Regions from separate parts of the Homo sapiens genome. Here region 1 is linked to region 2. A link is a loop called in an ENCODE intact Hi-C map of the cell type or tissue named here. Cell type or tissue: heart right ventricle. All regions are shown on one strand. Links, peaks and the distances in the headings refer to the core of each region. The heading gives the core; the rest is flanking DNA.

Region 1 (10,804 bases), core at 1,381-9,380, 70 kb after region 2:
AATTTTTTACTGTTATCTTTGTTTACTTCACGGTAAGCTTTGCTCCATATTAGCCCCAAGGGAAGGCTGGTTGGGTAGCCCTTTGACTAAAAGTTTTGGATGATGATGGGAAAAGAGTAAAATCACACCATAGCCCAACAAACTCCTTAGAATCCAGTAGCACATATTTCTGTTCTAAACAGTAAGTGGTTGGCCAGCCCTTTGACTGAGCATCTTGCGCTAGCCCTGGCTTCCACCTTACTGGGCTTTGTATCTCTTAATCTCTTCCCTCTCTTTCCTATTTTCCCTGCCAGTTAGCACTCTTATATTGAATCATAGAATTTTAGAGGCTATAGGTGCTTTAGAATTAATTTAATCCAAACCTCTCATTTAATAAATGAGGACACGGAAGTCCTGAGAGGTGGGGCAATTTGCCTGAGACATCTCAGCAAGGCTATGACAGAGCTGGACCTAAAAATGAGGTTTTGCTTCCTAATCTAGGACTCCTGCACAAAGCTGTGCTGTTGCCATGGTTCTGAAACTAGCAAGTCAGACAGATTTGAGGTGCTTATGGATGGATGAATGCACAGCATCAAACAATAGCTCTGTCGATGAAAAGAAAACCTGGCTGATAATTGAAGCCGCTGAACCACAAGCGGGTGAAAGAAGTAAAAGGCTCTGTGGGCTGCTGCCCCACTTGGGAGATTGGGGGAGGAGGGCAGGAGGAGTTGAAAGTGGATGGACAGAGACTTGGGTGAGGCCCTGGCTCCACTGTGTCCCAGATGGATCATGTGGGAAGCCCTTTGGTTGCGTGACACTGTTGTAGGCACCCTGTGGATTTTACATCACCCAAAGCTATAAATGGTTTGCACGAGGGGAAAAAAAAAAAAGAATTACAGGTCTCCCACAGCCCACAAAAATATGCTCCACCTAAAAAGAAGCCCATAATTTGGCTGCATCCAGCCGGGTTAGACAAAATTGGAGCCAAGGTTGCCCTGGATTGTCCTGAGAGGTGGCCTAGCATTAGCAGGAACGAAAGAAATGTGAAATTGCTCACAATGGACTAGATTTTCTTCATAGGCAAAGCTCTAATAGTTACACAGCGAGACCCTTGGCATCAGCCAGGTTAGGTCTACTAGCTACATTAAAATCACTCCAAGCTATTATTTATAATTTCATACCATCTCACATTTGCAAATTGCCTAGTGACTAATTGAGGCAGTTTCTTACAACAATTCTGAGCGTGAGGTTCAGATTTTAACCCTTCTTTTACTAAGACACAAATAAATTGAGACAAATAATATACATCAACCATAAAAATACCTGAACAGTCTATTCATTTTGGCCATGGCCTGAGTTCTGTGACTTGGCCTGCTCTTGGGTGACCAAATGTTCCAGTTTGCCTGGGACCAAGGTGTTTCCTGGGATGTGGGACTTACAGTGCTAAAACCCAGACAGTACTGGGAAAACTGAGGCAATTGGTCACCTTAAACCCTGTGCATGGCACTAATACTTGGCAATTTCTATCTGCATATCTTAAATGAATATGGGTCTATATTTTTTTATCCTAATCTGTCTTATATGGCTGTGTTTAAGAAGGCAGAGCCTGAAACTGGGTTTTTTGCTGCCTTAAAATCCCTTAGGCCGGGCGCAGTGGTTCATGCCTGTAATCCCAGCACTTTGGGAGGCTGAGGCGGGTGGATCACCTAAGGTCAGGAGTTTGACACCAGCCTGGCCAACGTGGTGAAACCCCTTTTCTACTAAAAATACAAAAATTCCCCAGGCATGGTGGCACACGTCTGTAATCCCAGCTACTCGGGAGGCTGAGGCAGGAGAATCGCTTGAACCCGGGAGGCGGAGGTTGCAGTGAGCCGAGATCACACAACTGCACTCCAGGCTGGGTGACAGAGCAAGACTCCACCTCAAAAAAAAATCCCTTAAAAATAGTATTTACTAGTTGATTGTTTGTTGTTGCTTCATTTGAGGGTATTCAGATGCCTGCTACTGACCTCTGAAATGCTTTTGGTACTGTGTGTCAACAAAATGGCTTGAAGAAAAATGCAAGTAAGAGAATATGATTCTATTTTTATATTAAGTAATCCAACCTGGATACCATTCTCTGTCTCCTAGAATACCTTAGCCAAAAGTCACACTTTATATCTGAGATATTTTCTTTGACAGAAAAACGTTTAAACTTATACAATTCAGATGGCCACCAGTATAGATATAAAGAAACAATTTACCTCTGGCCAAGAAACCCCTTGAGTCAAAATCGTTTCCAGCTGGAATCGCAGACTATTTTATCACTAGCCAAGAGGAGATGAAAGGGCCATGCATGCCAACATTGTTATTAGTGGGATGCCATCAATTGGATAAAGCTTTCATTAGCATTACAGGATTGAAAATCCAAAAGGGTCTCAGTGAGGCAGTCACTGGAAAGGCCTAGTGGTGTGAGGCCTCAGGTCAATGGGCAAGCAGGCTCCAAACACACAGCAGGTAACAGTGAAAAAATCAGAGTGGGCTTTATCTGCAGAATTCTATTCTTAACACACTCATTCCATTGCCCTCTGGTGGGAGATAGCATGACCTATTTAAAGAAGGTTGGGGAAGCAGAGAGGGTGCACAGAAGCAATGGCACAGATGCAGAACTGGGTTGAGGGGCAGGCAGGACAGCTGCCTTAGGAGTCAATTTCTAAAGACCACTTTTAAGAATTAAGTAGATGGCCAGGCCCGGTGGTTCATGCCTGTCATCCCAGCACTTTGGGAGGCCGAGGCAGGTGGATCACTTGAGGTCAGGAGTTCAAGACCACCCTGGCCAACATGGTGAAATCCTGTCTGTACTAAAGTTACAAGAATTAGCTGGGCGTGGTGGTGCACACCTGTGGTCCCAGCTGCTCAGGAGGCTGAGGCAGAAGAATCGCTTGAACCTGGCAGATGGCAGATGGTGGCTGTAGTGAGCCGAGATCGCACCACTGCACTCCAGCCTGGAAACAGAGCAAGACTCCGTTTCAGAAAAAGAAAAAAAAAATTAGCTGGGCATGGTGGCGGGTGCCTGTAATCCCAGCTACCTGGGAGGCTGAGGCAAGAGAATCGCTTGAACCTAGGAGGCGGACATTGCAGTAAGCAGAGATCACGCCACTGCACTGCAGCCTGGGCAACAGAGCAAGACTCTGTCTCAAAAAAAAAAAAGAATAAAGTAGAAATACAGTGCCAGCTAAGTCCAATACAAGACTCCATATATAACTGGAAAAAATGCAAATTGGCCTTACTTCAGTGAAGTAGACCATGTGCTTCAGTGAAAATAAGACAACACCTTTCCCCACTGTCACCCCTCACCAGCACTAAGTCAATTGGAAAGGCACTTAATTCTTAACCCAACTGGGATCCCCATATTTCTTAATCTGCTGTATAGAAAATCCTAGAGTATTTCTCATGCCAGGTGCATGCTGGTTAAGAGTGCCCTGCCTCCACTTCTGGGTACCAGGTTGTCTTGCTTGAAACCTGTTCTCTGAAGCATTCAGATGGAAACAGTGTGGTATAACACTGTGGGCCTTGAGAAAGGTGCTTAAAAGTTATGACAGCCTATCTATCATATGTCTAGAGGTGACTAAGGTCATTCTGCAGCATCTTTTTTCTCTCTTGTATAGTCCCTGCCTGGTTAGTCAGCTGTGGCTGCGCACAAGCATCTGTTACCTTGGGGGAAGGGGTAATATAGGTCTTTTTATGATCTGCCAAAGCCAATCAATGATACTTTTAGCTCAAATATCTTTATTTATTTATTTTTTGTTTGTTTGTTTGGTTTGAGACAGGGTCTTGCTCTGTCACCCAGGCTGGAGTGCAGTGGTATGATCATGGTTCACTGCAGCCTCAACCTCCCAGGCTCAAGCAATCCTCCCATCTCAGCCTCCCAAGCAGCTGACACTATAAGCACACACTACCATACCTGGCTAAGTTTTAAAATTTTTTGTAGAGATGGGGGTCTCACTATGTTGCCCAGGCTGGTCTCAAACTCCTGCAGCCAAACAATCCTCCTGCTTTGGTCTCCCAAATCACTGGGATTACAGGCGTGAGCCACTGCGGCCCAGCTGAAAAATCTTTGGATCTCAGCACAAAGCCCGGGTAACCAGCTCCAAATCTTCCTTCTGTCCTGGTGAGTCTCTCTTTGGGGGTTATATAGAAAAAATAAACTGTTTTTCCCTATACTCATGCTCACTACAGAGCACTTCTGACGCCAGATGTGTGGGATTTTTTTCCCAACACCTATTCCTCACTTCTCAGAAGACACCAACCAGGTGTTCCACAAGTCAACTCAATTCTGACACTATCTACCTGAAGTTAGCATCTGATCTCACAAGCTAAGGGCATGATTTCATGAGACTGCCCCCTACCCTAGATGTCAACTGCAAGTGGTGAGTCCCCAGTTTACCCACAACTTTGCCTGACTTGGCTCCAGATCAGAGGTTCCCAGGACCCTCTCCACAGGTTTGACCGTTTGCTATTGCAGCTTGCAGAACTCAGGAGAACAGTTTCCTTACTAGATTACCAGTTTATTAGGACATATTAAAGAATACAAACAAACAACCACATGAAGAGACACATAGGGCAAGGTCTGGAAGGGTCTTGAGCATAGGAATCTTCTGTCTCCATGAACGAGTTCTGCCACCCTCTCAGTATGTGGGTGCAGTCTCGCTCACGAACACCAAAGCTCTCCAAACCCCATACTTTAGGGATTTGTATGGAGGCTTCATTAGGTAGGCATTACTAACTCAATCTCTAGCTCCTCTCCCCTCCCTGAAGGACAAAGGATGGGACTAAAAGTTTCCAGTGTCTACTCATGGGGCCCCAGAGGGCAGAGACCAAATATGTATTTCTCTCTCTGTTTTTTTGTTTTGTTTTGTTTTTTGTTTTGTTGTTGTTGTTGTTGTTTGTTTAGACAGGGTCTTGCTTTGTCACCAGGCTGGAGTGCAGTGGCACAACCATGGCCCACTACAACCTTGACCTCCAGGGTTCAATCAATCCTCTCACCTCAGCCTCCCAAGTAGCTGGGACTACAGGAGTGTACCACCATGCCCAGCTAATTTTTGTACTTTTTGTAGAGACAGTTTTTGCTATGTTGCCCAGTCCAGTCATGAACTCCTGGGTTCAAGCAATCCTCCCGCCTCTGCCACTCAAAGTGCTGGGATTACAGGCATGAGCCACTGTGCCCAGCCCAAATATGTATTTCTTACACGTCACAGGAATATTCTTTCCTCAGAGGGACTGGTTCATCCCTACCACAGCAGATCCAAAAGTATTGTCTGAGACCTGGCTCTGACAAACCCAGTCGGCTCCATTTCCCTGGAACCTTGGCAGTGCTCTGGTGAACGTGTGGCATAGGCAGGAAGCCCCTCGGCATGTAGCTGCCCTGGCTGGGCACTGAGAGTGTGAACAAACCTCAGAGTCAGGCCAGGAGTCCATCACAGCAGGGACCTGAGCTGGCAAGGACGTTGCTGCAGAGTAAACAAGTTCTGTTGGATTGTGCAGTGCCAGCTTTTGACAGCCCTGATTGACTGGCTTGGGTCATTTGCCTGCCCTGAACTAATGACAATGGTCAGAATGATGGTGTACTCAGATTGGCCAATCTGGGTCAGCATATTTCCCACTGGAGCCAGAAGAGGGATGGGGTACTGTGATTGACAACCTCACCAGGGCCTGAGGGGGTGAGGAGGGATATATTCCTAAAGAAAAGAGGGAGCGTGTCATTAAAATAAAAGGGGAACTGCCGGCCAGGGGCGGTGGCTCATGCCTGTAATCCCAGCACTTTGGGAGGCCGAGGCGGGCGGATTACCTGAGGTCAGGAGTTTGAGACCAGCCTGACCAACATGGAGAAACCCCGTCTCTACTAAAAATACAAAATTAGGCAGGTGTGGTGGTGCATGACTGTAATCCCAGCTACTCGGGAGGCTGAGGCTGGAGAATCGGTTGAACCCGGGAGGCAGAGGTTGCGGTGAGCCGAGATCACACCATTGCATTCCAGCCTGGGCAAAAAGAGCACAACTCCGTCTCAAAAAAAAAAAAAAGTAAAAGAGGAACTACCATTTCTTGGTGAACTATTCTTTCAATGCTTTCTCATTGCCTATGCAAGTCCAGTGTTTCTGCAAGATTCCCATTTCTTGCAGCAAGTGGAAGACTGACAAAGGGTTGCTGTATTTCTTCCTGCTCCAAGAAAAAGATTAACATTATTTTACTACAACCCACTTGGAACATTGCTCTGTTGAACTGTTAGTGGGAATACAACCTAGCTTTTCTTTACAAATATGGTTGAGTTACAAAATAATATGATGGACTAAAATAGAAAGGACACCAAATTCCTTTATGCTTCTCAAAATCAGGTGATTAATGGAAAAGACATCTGAGGAGAATATGGGAAGAAAATGGCATCATTCCCACGGCACAGAAAGGGGTCTTCTTCCAGGGGGCCAGGTGCAGTCACTATTTTATTAATTTTTATAAAATCCCAGAGTAGGGAGGGAAAAGATAAATATAGAAGTATGATTCTTCCTCTCCCTCTCCCTCTCCCCCTCCTCCCCCTCCCCTCTTCTTCTCTCCCCCTTTTTCTCCCTCCTCCCTCCTCCCCTCTTCTTCTCCCTCTCCCCCTCCTCCTCTCCCTCTCTCTCTCAATCCATTTCAGAAATTCAGGAACTGAGGCCAAGGTGGCACCGAGGAGTGTTCTTGGTTGCTATGGATATGTTCAGCATCTGACATTTTTTCTGAGTGGGGCCTGGGAGAGAGGAGATGTCTCTGATGCCTGAGTCATTAAGGGAATGTAGGTACTTTAGTCTTCTTCAGAGTGCCGTCTGAGAATAGACATGGCTGCATACTCTTCATCCACTTCTATTTGTCCAGTAGATTCAGAGAAACAGTGCTCAGCCACGTTGTAGATAATTTAAGTTTGTTTTCATCCTCCCTATTCCCAGGGCCCTCTGCTGTCTCTAGTTTTTGCCAGCAAGGGAAGGAAGAACGTGATCTTAGTCCTTTCTGCATTAGGGTGAATAAGCTGCAGTCATAGCCAAGAATTTTAACACTGTAAACTGAGCTCTAGATGTGGAAAAGAAAGACCTCACCCGTTTGGGTAGAATTTTAGGTAAAGAAAGAGGGAGGGGAAATATTTTGGGAGCAGAGACAGCCCTTCCCAAGCCTCCCACAATCACACCATGCCTATTCCTAAAAAGCACTGTTAAGAGAATCTTGTCATTTTAGGGCATGTGAACTCCAGAGAAAACAGTAATTTCTATTTTTTTCTCTCTACACGTTTTCTCTGTTTCCAGAGGAAAGACTAGCCAAAGACTAGCCCTGCTCTGCTGGAGACAGGATAGCACATTCCAAGAAGCAACGGGGGTGTAACATGGCCTGGATGGCACCCAGCGAGCAGAGGTGGAATCCTGCAGCCTGTGTCTCGGTTGGATCTCTCTCCTCTTCCCCCAGTTCTTGACAGAGCACTGGCCTGTCTCACTTTACAGCCCTCTCTTTCCCCCAGACTCCAGGATACAGAATTCACTTTCACCAGAAACTCTCACCACCTCCAGCCCCGGTAATGTTCACCTCTGGTCCAGGTTTCAATCGCCCCTCATGGCCTCCCTTGCTATCAGTATTCAATCCGTTGCCCATGGCCTACCAATCTTGAGTTTCTACTGCCAAAAACTTTTGGTCAGCAACCTTTTTTGTTTTTTTGTTTTTGGCATGAGAGCTAATTCAGTAAAGTAGAGAAAAAAACAGGAGACACTGCCATATGCCCACCCCCCATATCCATAATTATGAAGTTTTTGCTACATTATTTGATCTATCCTCCCTTTTTTGTTTATTTTTTATTTGCTGAGCTCCTTTCAAGCAAATTCCAGACCTTATATTATTTCACCTCTGAATCTCTCAAAATATTTTTTTTGAAAACAAAATAAGTAAATAACCACAATGCCATTATCACACCTAACAAAAGTAACCACAGTGCTTTGGTATTATGGCTACCCAGTCTGTAATTAAGGTTCCCCGATTGTCTCTAAAATGTCTTCTTATAGTTGCTTTGTTTGACTCAGGACCCAAACAAGGTCCCCACATTACATTTTGGCTATCATTAAGCATCCCTGATTTGTTTCATTTTGAGGTATATTTTCATTTTTAAAAAAGCAATCTGAATAGCATATAGAGGCAGTATTTGATTAGAATGCTTGGGGGCGGGAGGGTTGCTGTTATTGTTGTTTGTTTTTCGATGAAATGAGACCTGGTAGGCTGGGTGTGGCACGGGTGAAGAGGGGCATTGAGATACTGGCGTCTGAAGAGACAAGTGGCACTGCATCTGTCTTCAGACCACAGACAAAAATAACAACTATAGCTAGCACGTAGTCAGTGCTGAATATGCGCCAGGCATTGTTCTAAGTGCTTCGTGTGTAATTATCTCATTTTAAAAAGATAAATTCATTGGGAGATTTTCAGGGGCTGGTGAAAGTGCGTTCTTTTTTGGTTGAGGGGAGGTTATCTAAATGGGTCAGAGTTTGTGAGTGTGTCAGGCCAGGGAGCATTAGCTGATGCAAAATACTCTACAAGGTGGCTGAACTGTCTCCTCAACTTCCAAATAGAAGTCACGTCGAGGAAATGTTTTTGCTGTCACCAGGTCTCAGGAGGTGAGTGTAGTCCTGGTGACCTTTGAATCCTTTGCCCTGGACGGATCTTATGTCTTCTCTTTCTCACCTCCACTCCCATCCTGTGTCTTAAGTTGTATGTGCAGAGTCCCAAAATGTCCCATCTCTGGCAGCAGCCTCTGTGATTCATCACCGGTGGTGGCGGCTGAAGGCTGCCTGGAATTGCTTAGCCTGGCAAGGTTTTCTTAATGTTCCTGTGAATCAGTGGGGTTATTATTCATCGACTATAATAATTTTGGTTTCTTACCCATGAAATGGGATCACAGGGGATATTGCAAAGCTTGGAGGGATATGTTTTGTTAAATATTGCATTCTTAAGATACTCTGAGGTCAGACCTCAAAAAAATAAGGAGTAGACAGTGAAGCCAAAACTGCAGCTGAAGGACTCTAGGTAGAGGCACCACGGGAGATGGGCCTAAGCACAGGGAAACCTCTGAGCTCCAGGTGAGTCAGAGTGAGGGGCTCACAGGGGAACTTAACTACTGGGACACTGTCAAGATAAAGTCAGGGGCAGGCCAAGATTGGTGCTGGGAAAGCCTGGGCTGGACCCTAGAATCTAGTCCATGAAACCGAAGTAGAGTTGATACAGTCCAAGGTTCGGTACCTGCTTAAATCAGAATCCCAGGTATATATATATAACCAAAGGGTATATCTGTGAACAAGCTGGCAAAATATGTCAGGAAGATAAGGCATAAAATTGGGATGGCACCAGTCAGCATAGACCCATTAAAATTCTTTTCCATCTGTCCCCTGCTGAAGACCAGAGGACCTGACACTGTTAGCAGGCCTACTTCTTTTCTTTCCTTCTTTCCTTCTTTCCTCCTTCCTTTCTTTCTTTCTTTCTTTCTTTCTTTCTTTCTTTCTTTCTTTCTTTCTTTCTTTCTTTCGTTCGTTCGTTCTGTTGTTTCTTTCGACAGAGTCTCACTCTGTTACCCAGGCTGGAGTGCAGTGGTGCGATCTTGGCTCACTGCAACCTCCGCCTCCCAGGTTCAAGCGATTCTCCTGCCTCAGCCTCCCGAGTAGCTGGGATTACAGGCGCATGCCACCAGGCCTGACTAATTTTTGTATTTTTAGTAGAGATAGGGTCTCACCATGTTGGCCAGGCTGTATATGTACTTTAAAGGCGCTGCTCTCTGAGCCCAGTGTCTTCCCCATAGGCCTGCCCTGCAGGCCCTTTCCCAACCTACCTCCTCTTGCTGTCAGTGTCCACAGAGCTGAACATTGCTGCTTGGCCAGGTGGATGAGTATGAGGGAAGAACTGCTTATCCTGGCCAGTCCCTGGGCATTTTTCTTAACTGAGAAATAAAACAAGGAGCCATTGTTCAGGCAAAATATTTGGGTGTAAGCTTCCAGCTCTTGTTGTAGCCCTAGTTACTTTATCCATTAAGATCTTTAGAAAAAAAAATACATTTTTAAGATCCATAAATGCCAACATCTTCTTTTCTGCCTTAGGGACACAAATCTATATCGAGATCCACAACCAAAATAAGTAGGAATTTAAATCGAATGGGCTTGCACACCTAATGACCCCCTTCAGTGGTAGAAATATTTAATGATAGCTTAGTTTGTGGAAAACCCCAGCGACCAGGTTCCAAACAGTCTCAGCTGGGAAACCCAAGTCTTTTTCATTTGGAAATTCTCGATGATAGGTTTTCAAAGCAGCTGATAAAACAGTTAATTATAGTGAGGTGTTTGGCTTCTCTGTAACATACACTTTCAACTGGTCTATGATTGGAGCTTCTTGTCATGTACTCTGAGCAGGGCCAACTAATGCTACCGTACTTTTTTTTTCCTTTGGGGGAGAGGCTTCTTAAATTACTACATAAGTAGAACTTCAGATAAAAATGCGACGTCTAGCATGAGAGCATTCAATAGAGCCCCTCCAATCTCCGCTATCGCTTCTTTTTCTCTGGTGCATTTCACTTTAGTTATGCTGGGGTTGTACAAGCCTGGCACAAGCTCAGCACAAACCCACTAGATCTTTCCTCTTGATCAGTAGCTCTCAAATTTTAGGGAACACCAGAACCCTCCAGTGAAAGATTGCTGGGCCTTCCAGAGTTTCAGATGGGACCTGAAAATGTGTATTTCCAACAGGTTCCCAGATCATGTTAATGCACTTTGTCTTGACAGGGAATCACATTTTGAGAACTATC
Region 2 (10,804 bases), core at 1,564-9,563:
TGATCCTCCTGCTTCAGCCTCCCAAAGCACTGGGATTACAGTCATAAGCCACCAAACCCGACTAGCAAGCTCTTATCTATGTTAGGTCTTTTGCATGTATTATTTTTCTGCATGAGATGTTCTCCTCCCTTTCTTCCTGCACAACCTTCAAACTTCAACTTAGCTATTACTGACTATTCATGCCCATTCTAACTCAGGTTCTCCCTATCGTACATAGGACCCTGTACATTTCTTTTACCCTTCTTATTACAGTTTGTGGATATATATTATTTCTAAGATTGTTAAGGTCTGGGTCCTCCACCCGGATAACGGATTCTTAGTAGGTAGAGATTTTGTTTGTTTTGCTTCTGTTGTCTTCTGTTCTATCCCCTAGATGCAGAGTAGGTAGATACTCAGTGTTTCTAGAATGGATGATTTAGCCAAGGGTTTGAAGAGCTTAAAATAATAATTACCAAAAAAGTAATTCCCTGTGTCTGTTTTCTGCTAATGCAGAACACATAAGAAACACCTAATAAATATTTGTTGGTTAATTAATTGGCTAACTAACCTTAGGCTGATATTTTGGGTGGGAAGAAAGGTATCACACCTAGAGGTAGGTTAGGATCAAAGATACCCAGATATAATGACAGTCAAACCTTTTCTTATTGTGATGAAAGTATAAATTATCATAGTGAGGATTAGGTACAAACATTTATAATTACTTTAATGATAGGAGCTCTCACAAGAAAAAGAAAGCAAGATGTGCTACAGCTGAATATTACTGGGCATGGTTATGTTACACGCAATGAGAGGCTATCATTGACTAGAAGGGGCTGTGGACTGAAATCAAACATCTCAGTTTATTCAGCAGGCCTGGAAAAAGAAGGAGAGTAGACGTTAAATGTGAGGGGCATAGAGAAAGCCCTTTCTACTTGGGCAGAAGATGATATTTTATATCTTCAGCAGCAGTCCCAGTTGATAGCCCAATCCAACAGTTATTGATGATAAGCCTCATGCTGTGGTTAAATATTTTGTGGTATAATTAATTTAAATATATCATGGGAAGCTATAGTCTTGGCTTGAGAAACTAAGTTGCATTTACCCTAGGATGCTTGTTAATATTTCAGGACATGTCCAGGTATAGCAGAAGTTTATTTGTACCAAGAGGCCCCATAATAGCCATCATACCGGGGGAAAAGAGAAGTGAGGCTCACAAGTTTGGTTCAAGGTCAGTATCAGCAGGAGGGATAATTAAGTCCCAGACAGCATCTGTCATTCTGATTGTCCCCTAGTCCAGTGGAGCTTAGGGACAATCAGAGGAGTGGACAAAAACAAAGCATAATGTAGAGCACTACTTTGCAATCGACAAAATGACTGGGGACTAATGGGAAGGCGGGCAGGTTGCAATGTGGAGCAAGTGAGAACTCAGAATTGACACAGCAGAACAACCTATAGCTTGGATCAGAGAGGGCACAGGACTGGAGACCAGGCTGCAATAGCATCAAGAAGCCCCTGGTACTTTTGGTGAGCATTGTCCCTCTGATGCTTCTTTGCAGCTTGGGAAGCATTTGCAGCAGTATATTGACCTTGGCAGCAGGAAGGGAGACAGTGCTGTAAGAAACCAAAACAGGAAAGGGGAAGTGCATGCGGAAACAAAGAATACCAGCTTGTGACCACCCAGGAGCGGTCCTGGGCACTTTCAGAACTAATTGGAAGGAATTTATTATGGGTTGAATTGTGTGCCCTGGAAAGATATATTAGAGGCCTAACTGCCAGTACCTCAGAATGTGACCTTATTTGGAAATAAGGTCATTGCAGATGTAATCAAGTTAGGATGAGGCCATTAGGGTGGGCCCCAGTCCGATATTACTGGTGTCCTTATAAGAAGATTAAAATGCCATGTGAAGACAGAGATGCACAGACAATGCCACGTGACTACAGAGGCAGAGACTGGAGTGATGAAGCTGCAAGCCAAGGTGTGCCAAGGATTGGCAACCACTACCAGATGCTAGGAAGAGGCAAGGACGGGGCCTCCTCTACAGGTTTCAGAGGGAATATGGCCCTGCTGACACCTTGATTTCAGACTAGCCTCCAGAACTGTGAGACAATCACTTCCTGTTGGTTTAAGCCACTGGGTTTGTGGTGCTTTGCTCCAGCGGTCCTGGGGAACTAACACAGAATTTCAGGAGAGTTTTTCAGAGTGAATAGGACAGAGTCATTTTGACCCTAATTTTCCCCCATAGATTTGCGAAGTCACAGAAACACAGCTTACATATAAAACTATAAAAATAAACATGCCAAAGAGCTAAGTTTTTATTTGTCGACTTGAATTTGGCCAATGTGCCACTAACTAGTACATTTCATGCAACTTTAAGACCAGCCTGCATCTAATTAAATGAGATAATGTCTGTAAAGCTCTTAAAACAGTACCTGGCACCTAGTTAAGGCTTCAATATATGTTGGATAATGTCAGTAATATTATCATCTGATTATCCTGATCCTCGAGCTCTGAGCTGCTCATCTCCTCTGCATCTAAGATCTGCTGAAAGCTGCTGAGAAAACCTCACACCTAGGCAATCTGGTGTCACTAAAAAGTAAATATCACCAACCTCACCGGAGTCCTTCACCCTGCCTTGGTTTCCCTAGTAAATGCCCTCTCCTATTCACTACGATGTGTTCTAAATTGTGGTTCCTCAAACCTCCACCACCCCCATTTCTCAGCTCATCCCCAGCAGGGCATTCCTAGCACTGAACAAATATAAAACCTTAGAAAAAATATCCCTCAACTGTCACCACTAAACCTATCAACCCGCGTGTACCCACAGCTCTCGTGGATTCCTCCCTGTTATTTGGACAAAAAAGCACTTTTCTAGTCCAGATCGTCATTCTTTATTCTTCCCTCTTCCTCATTCACACTTTCAATCCATAAGCAAATGTTAAGTCTATCTATCAGATAGCTTGCCAAGCCACACATTTTTGCTTCTCTCCATGACCACCAGCTTGGCCCATACAAGCCTCATTGTGTCATTGTTCTGCTTAAACTGTTTCAGTGATTTCCTACTGCCGTACCGATCAAGAAAATCCTTCACATATTTTCAAGACTTCTCTCCAGGCTGGGTCCCTCATAATCCAAGCTCTATCAGCTTTTCTAACCTCACCTCTTACTCTGCTCTGTTCTTCCAACATGCTACACTCTAGGCTAGAGGGTAACTCAAAATACTGTCACTTCCTCATTAAAATAATAACATTCACATAATGCTTACTGTGAACTGGGCATATAGCAACTCATTTATCAGGGCAACAATGAGATTAGTACTATTGCTATCACCATTTAACGATAAGGAAACGGAGGCACAGAAGTTAAGTGATTTGCCCAAAGTACAAGGAAAGTAATGACAAGCCAGGATTTGAACCAAGAGTGCTGGTGGTGCAGTCCTGTTCTGTTCTCTGATCTTGCCTGCATGCCTCTAGACTCCTCCCTCAGTCCCAGCATTCACTACCACCCTTTATATTCGGCCGATTCCTATAATTCCTTCATGACTCAGTATAAACATCCCTTCCTCAGCGTCAGATCTCCTTGCTCTGTCTCATATCTTCCCATCCTCCATATTATAATATTATTAAATATCTATCTCCTCTGCCACATTGTCAGTTTCATGAGGACAGGAAACATATCTGCTCTATTTATAGCCACACCCTCCCTTCTTAGCACATACCTGACAGATAGTAGGTGCTCATTAAGCATTTTTTGATTGAATGAAATAACAAGTAATAACTAATCACCTTGAAGAACGTCTGTGTATATAGAACACATAACATCATACCTGGCACATAACATGGACTTGATAAATATTTATTTGATATTGTGTTCCAGAAATGGCAAGGAATCCAGTTTGACTAGTGTCAAGGGTGTGAAAAGAGCTTTTGGCAAATGGTCGAGCCAAAAGAGGAGGGAGTTCCATGATAGAAGGAAGGGGTTATCAGCAGTATATAATCTTGCAAAGGCAAATATTAGCATTTCAAAATCCCTCCTTCCCAGCCCAAGATGGTTCTAAATTTTTCTTTTAAACACACCATCTAACCGTGTTACAGCAGACTTCAGCAAAGTGTAATTGGTATGCTCATGGGACCTTGGCATAAGAGACTCATGCACTAATGACCAAGGTGAAAATAAAGGTCTACTTGGGTGTGTTTATGTAACACAAACAGCTACCTCCTCCCTACTTAGTAAGGGTCTGATTATCAAAAAAATCTAATCTCTATGAGCACAATAAAAGATTTCCTATTCCTATCTCCTTTGGAGAAAGTAAATTTATTATCCTCAAAAGGCTTCCGGGAACACTGGGTTAATCCCTTTAAAAAGATACATCTGGACACCCTAACTTCATTACAATTCTAGACTTGAATGCTACCAGGTATATTTTTTTTCTTCCCCCAACTGAGTGGTGCCAGGGAGTCTAGAGACAGCAGTCAGCAAACCAGGTTCAAATCATTGTCTCTTTGAGGCTGTGTTTTGGCAGCCCTGGCGACAGCAGACTGAGCCTTCAAGGAGCAGTAAACTTCTTGTCACCCTTGAGTGACCCTCTACGGAAAAACTGGAAAGAGAAGATGATAACTTCCAGGGAAAACAGCCGATTTACCACCTGTGCAAACATGCATCTAACTGGCCTGCCATGAGAGTCCTTGGGAAAGGCTTTGGTAAAACAGCAATTGCCAACATGTGGAGTCAAGCAGCTGCGCTCTATACAGGCCAGAACCACAAATGATTGTGCTATGTGTCAGAAACCACCACCATTACAAAGGTGCTTTATCCCAAACCATTTCGTTAAATCAAATCCCCACCAACTATAGGGTGATGAGTGTATAGGACTCTTGTCATAGGATCAGCGTCTTTGGTCCTATTTTCACACCACAGGAGACATTTATCCCTTTACAACATTCTGATCTATGGCTAGCTGTTAATTATATTTGCCGCCAAGAACCCGTTAATGAAGGGCTATTTCGTGGCCTTTGGCGAAAACCTCAGACTCAGCAACCAAGGAGCTGAAAGCCCTGACCTTAAGGCAATCTCCACACCAGCCTCCTGCCTGATGCATATTTCAAAGGTTTCCAGGTTTTAAAGCATGGATTACCTTTGCAAATGAAAAACTGAACAAGCAGAAGCATTTAATGGCATGTTATTACAGTTCCAATGATTTTGAAAAGGCTGCTCAGTTTAACCAGAGGCAGAATTTTAAATGAACATAGAAATAATTATTCACTGCTTTTTTCATCATTTTCTGTTTATTCTACTAGGATTTAAAATATAGTACATATTGATTCCCACCTAAGGTTTCTTGCCATTATGCATATATCAATCTACTGAAAAATCATGCATATTGATAAAATATTTAATGCTTCAGGGGCATTCAATATTCACCCACCTCCCAAATAGGTTGTTTGTTTTATCTAAATAGGATCTTGCATGGTAATGAAATTTTAAACTCCAGTCAAAAGGTAGAGTTTTATTTTTTCAAATATTTCAAACTTTTCATTTATGAGAAAAATGATGAAAACAGAAAGTAAAAGAAAGCAGTGTTGTCTTCGCCAGTAGAGAGCATTTAATCATTACCTGCCAGGTACGTGGCATTCTACTAGATGCCATTTATCAAAATACATTCATTGTGCACCTATGATCTACTAAGCACTTCCTCAGATGAAAAGATTATAGACATACAGTCTCTGTTCCATACAGTTCAAATCTAGAAGGAGAAACAAGTAGTTACAACATAACGTGGTATTATGGGAGTACAATACATGTTGGCTGTACTAGATGTATAGATGTATAAACGAAGAAATGAATGAATGGGCATGGAAAATTTCAGAACATAATAAAATCAACATGAAGGGCAGGCAATAAATACACAGTATTCAGGCTGGACGCAGTGTCTCATGCCTGTAATCCCAGCACTTTGGGAGGCCGAGGCAGGCAGATCACCTGAGGTCAGGAGTTCAAAATCAGTCTGGCCAACATAGTGAAATTCCATCTCTACTAAAAATACAAAAAAATTAGCGGGGTGTGGTGGTGGGTGCCTGTAATCCCAGCTACTCAGGAGGCTGAGGCAGGAGAATATCTTGAACCCTGGAGGCGGAGGTTGCAGTGAGCTGAGACCACGCCACTGAACTCCTCCAGTCTGAGTGACAGAGCAAGACTCTGTCTCAAAAAAAAAAAAAAAAAAACCCTATAATCTGTAATACCAGCACTTTGGGAGGCCAAGGTGGGTGGATCACCTGAGGTCAGGAGTTCGAGACCAGCCTGCCCAACATGGTGAAACCCTGTCTCTACTAAACATACAAAATTAGCCAGGCATGGTGGCGTGTGCCTGTAATCCCAGCTACTTGGGAGGTCGAAGCTAGAGAATCACTTGAACCCAGGAGGCAGAGGTTACAGTGAGCCAAGATCACGCCACTGCACTCCAGCCTGGACGACAATAGTGAAACCCCATCTCAAAAAATAAATAATAATTAACAAATTCAGTATTCAATAATAATAATAGAGGATGGACTATTTTATTTATTTATTTTTTAGATTTTAGCTCCTACTTAGATGAGAGAGCATGAACTATTTCTCCATTTTAAATGGAGAACATTTCAAGAGGATTCTAAAGACTAAAATCTTTTAGATGTAGGATTACAAAAGAAATGAGAAGCCCTACATTCAATTTACTAATGATGTGTTGGTAAAACCGAACAAACATGAAACACATGATAGTAAAGAACTAAACTGCATAATATAGGAAAAATAAGAGGGATGGAAATCAGATTGTTACACAATGGTATTATTACTCAAGCTCTTATTTTGAAATTATGTCTTCTTTAGATTCAATTATTATGACATTCCCATGTTAATCTCTTCATTGTAACTGCAATTAACCACAGTGTAAGTCACTCCAAGTGAAGGTATTGGAAAGTGGTATAAGGCAAAATTGGGCCAATTCACTCCCTTTGGGCATTCAAAGTGCAATATAATATCAATTTTCACCCCAAAGGGAACAAAACCCTCATTTATCACTCTTTCAGAAGAAAGATTTTAAAAATTATACATCAAACAAAACTTTTCAAAGACTTCTATGTACTCTTAACTCAGTGCCGGGAAAAGAAAGAAAATAAAGATAAGTTTACGCCTAAAAATATGATTAGTTTTTGGTCTAAAGAACTGTGTTACAATTTTATTATTACTTTGCTATGTGACCTTGGTCTTCATTGCCTCCTTAATAAAACAGGAATAATAATCATGCCTACCTACCTGATAATAATGCATGTTTATCAAGTAAAATAACAGTTCTAAAATGTTTGAAAACATTGTAAAAATATTAAAATCCTATATTAGATTTGTTGTACATTTGAATGATAAAGTTCAAATAGGATGGTATTTTTCATCTATAAAGGATGGGATGGCTTTGTTTAGGGAAAGGAAAAGCATATTATAAAGTACATAATCCTCCAACAATCTATGCAATAATAGAAATGAGGTAGTAAAAATATTACAATTTTTTCTCTTTTAACAGATGCATCTATTTCTAGTTCCAGGGTATAGTTAGTTTTCACATTACTCATTTTTTTTTCTTGCTAAACCTTTCATCATATTTTCATAAACATTACCAAGGTTACTTCTTGACTTTGCCTTTAAAATATTATTTTGATTATCAAATCTTATGTGAAAACCTGAAGGAAAAAACCATAAACCTGTTCTTTCCTCTAACAAAACCTGGCCTTGCTTCTGCCGAGAACATCTAGAAGTCGTTAAAAATAGCACAGTTCTTTATTTGGACTCAATTGACTTGTACTTCTGTAGACCTGTCAAAACGTTAAATAATAAATTGTTATCTCTGAATAGATTCGTCTTTGCCCAAGATACAGTTGAAAAACGTGTTTTACATGAGTCATTTAACCGGAATAATCTTCCTTTGGATTACTGGAGTCATTAGGGGGAAAAAAATACAAAATCATGTGAGTAATTTTCCATGTATCTAGGGTTCAATATCTCAAATGTTTCACAGGCCTTCTGCATCACAAGGCAGTTTATTTAAAAATACAGGCACATCCTCCTCTCTGCTTCTCCATGTCACTTCCTCTTTAGCAGCTGAAGGCAGGCCTATCATCGATGAACAGAGTGTCAGCCAATGCCCCTTGTGCTTCTGTGTCATCATTCTAAGATAGGAATGAGCATGAGCATATTTGAAAGGCCCAAGGCAGAGAGCTCTTTTCCTCTTCTCATCATTTTAACAACAACAAGAAACAAAAGTTATTAACAACAGTCAAAACAGCACGGGCACAATGCAAAGGTACAGCCTCTATAGCTACATAGAGCTGCAGCCAAATAGCCACCCACATATTTGCTGCTGTTGCTGGGGAAGAAAGGAAATGTTGCTTTGGTTCAAAGAAGAGGGGAGGGGCTGGGGGTGATGGCTCATGCCTGAAATCCCAGCACTTTGGGAGGCCAACGCAGGCAGATTACTTGAGCTCAGGAGTTGGAAACCAGATGGGTACATCCACCATGGCAACATGGTGAAACCCTGTCTCTACAAATAATTTTTTTTTTAATTAGCTGGGCATGGTGGGACCACCTGTAGTCCCAGCTACACAGGAGGCTGAGGTGGGAGGATTGCTTGAGCCTGGGAGGTCGAGGCTGCAGTGAGCCATGATCATGCCACTGCACTCCAGCCTGGGTGGCACAGTGAGACTGTCTAAAAAAGTTAAAATAAAGAACCATGGAGGAAGATGTGGACACAAACAAGAGAAAGGGGCAGAACACTGTGTTTGACAGGAGTGTTCCAACTGAGAAGATCATTTCTCACCCTCAGTGAGGAGCAGGTGAACCACAGAAACAGATAGGAGAGCGTGTTGTTTGTGACCTCTGCCAGACGTTGCAAAGAGATTAAGGCACTCATCAGGAGGGGCAGTGCCTTGCATGGAGATCTCAAGCTTTGTTTTCTTGGGTGAAGGAACTATTTCAAAAGGAATGCATAGCCAACATTCCTACCATTAGCCTGTCTTGCTATTGTATATTGCATGGCTGTCCTGCTAGGGAAATTTGATCAATATATTAGATTCCTGGCAGAAAGATGCTATCAGACAATGCGTGTATGCCTTGACATAGCTCAATTTCCACCTATCCAAGAAGGTATTGATTTTTCTCTCCCCGAAGTGCACACACACATACTAAGAGCGCTTACAGAGGATGGGGGTTGGGTAGGCACTTAGTCAAGAACAGACAGTTCTGCCATTCCCCAAATGCATTCAAAATACCGTCTGGCTTGGTGGCTTAATATTTGGATGATCTATATAAACTCCTCACATCAGGATTAAATCAATGGCTGATGAGCAAAAACACTCTTTGAATGCTCACTCTTTAAATGTTAAGAACCCTATCAGCTTCAGAAACATTTCAGAAAATGTGGCCCTTCTTGGATTCCTGTTCCAGAGTTACTTCATATGAAATACCATCCTGAAGCTACATCTTTCTAACACAACTGAAATTAATTCTCTGTTACTTGATCACAGCCTTCTTGCCTAATATCTGGAGTCGTGTCAACACTTCCGTTACCACTCCACTGTTTCTTCTCTTGTTTCCATCTGTCTCAAGCTGCTCACAGAACATTTCCAGCTTTTCACCTTCTGGGCTCAAGCTAAGATTATACTTCCTGATCCCCGTGTGGTTGGGTGGGGCCATGTGACCAGTTCTAACCCATGAGCTGTCAGCAGAAGTAATCTGTGTCATTTCTAGGTTGAGCTTTCAGTGGCCAATGAGAGACCTTCCAGAAGTCTCTTCCCTCCAGAAAGGTAACCAGAAATTATCAAAATAGCAGTTGCTCCATCAGCCTGAGAACTTGAGTGATTATGAGGACAAAGTTCATGGCTCACTGTGATGAACTCTTTCTGAGGGAAAAAGTTAAAAGGTAAGAACCAAACTAAGAGAAACTGGTATCAAAATACATAACAAAAAGCTAGTAACTATACATAGAGTCTACAAATCAGTAGAAAAGTGTGCCTCAGATGTAAATAGGTATTTCACAGTAGGAGAAATATAAGTAGTCAATAAATATATTAAAAGATTCTTAACCTCAGGCCGGGCACGGTGGCTCACACCTGTAATTCCAGCACTTTGGGAGGCCGAGGCAGGCGGATCATGAGGCCAGGAGATTGAGACCATCCTGGCTAACACAGTGAAACCTCGTCTCTTCTAAAAATACAAAAAATTAGCTAGGCATGGTGGCACGCATTTGTATCCCAGCTACTCGGGGGAGGCTGAGGCAGGAGAATCTCGAACCTGGGAGGCGGAGGTTGCAGTGAGCCAAGATCGTGCCACTGCACTCCACCCTGGGCCACAAGAGTGAGACTCTGTCTCAAAAAAATAAAAAGATACTTAACTTCAGTTGTAATTTAGAGAAATGAAAATCATAACAACAAGATGCCATTCTTACCTATGAGATAGACAAAAGTTAAAACTTAAAAAGCTTAATAAGTGTAGTCCCAGCTATTCAGGAGGCTGAGGCAGGAGGATTGCTTGAGTGCAGGAGTCTGAGCTATTATTGTGCCACTGCACTCCAGCCTGGAAAATAAAGCAAGACCCTGTCTCTTAAAAACAAACAAAAAAAAGCTTAATAATTTCCAGAACTGGCCAAGCTGTGGGAAAATTGACATTCTCATTCCTGCTGGTATAACCTTATTGGAGGGCAATTAGTAAAAATTTTTTTTTTTTTTTTTGAGATGGAGTCTCACTCTGCCACCTAGGCTGGAGTGCAGTGGCGCGACCTTGGCTCACTGCAACCCCCACCTCCCAGGT

What was found. A loop is a pair of places that touch in the nucleus more often than their neighbours do. Peaks named below come from ENCODE experiments on the same cell type or tissue, not always from the same donor. Only the 100,000 strongest peaks of a DNase experiment are listed, where the experiment ranks them.
Region 1: a loop joins it to region 2, with 2.0 times the contacts of the local background. A loop is called at or near these places in 13 of 110 quality-filtered maps.

Annotation. Positions count from the first base shown.
Region 1 is chr1:180,538,908-180,549,711 of GRCh38, reverse strand. No RefSeq gene overlaps it. Among named protein-coding and RNA genes, the nearest start is that of OVAAL, 15 kb to the left of the region's middle. In heart right ventricle, for the core only: no CTCF peak of the experiment used is centred there; no DNase peak of the experiment used is centred there; H3K27ac peaks cover 7,800 bases.
Region 2 is chr1:180,608,789-180,619,592 of GRCh38, reverse strand. No RefSeq gene overlaps it. Among named protein-coding and RNA genes, the nearest start is that of XPR1, 18 kb to the left of the region's middle. RefSeq lists a cis regulatory region at 8,695-9,181. In heart right ventricle, for the core only: no CTCF peak of the experiment used is centred there; no DNase peak of the experiment used is centred there; H3K27ac peaks cover 4,153 bases.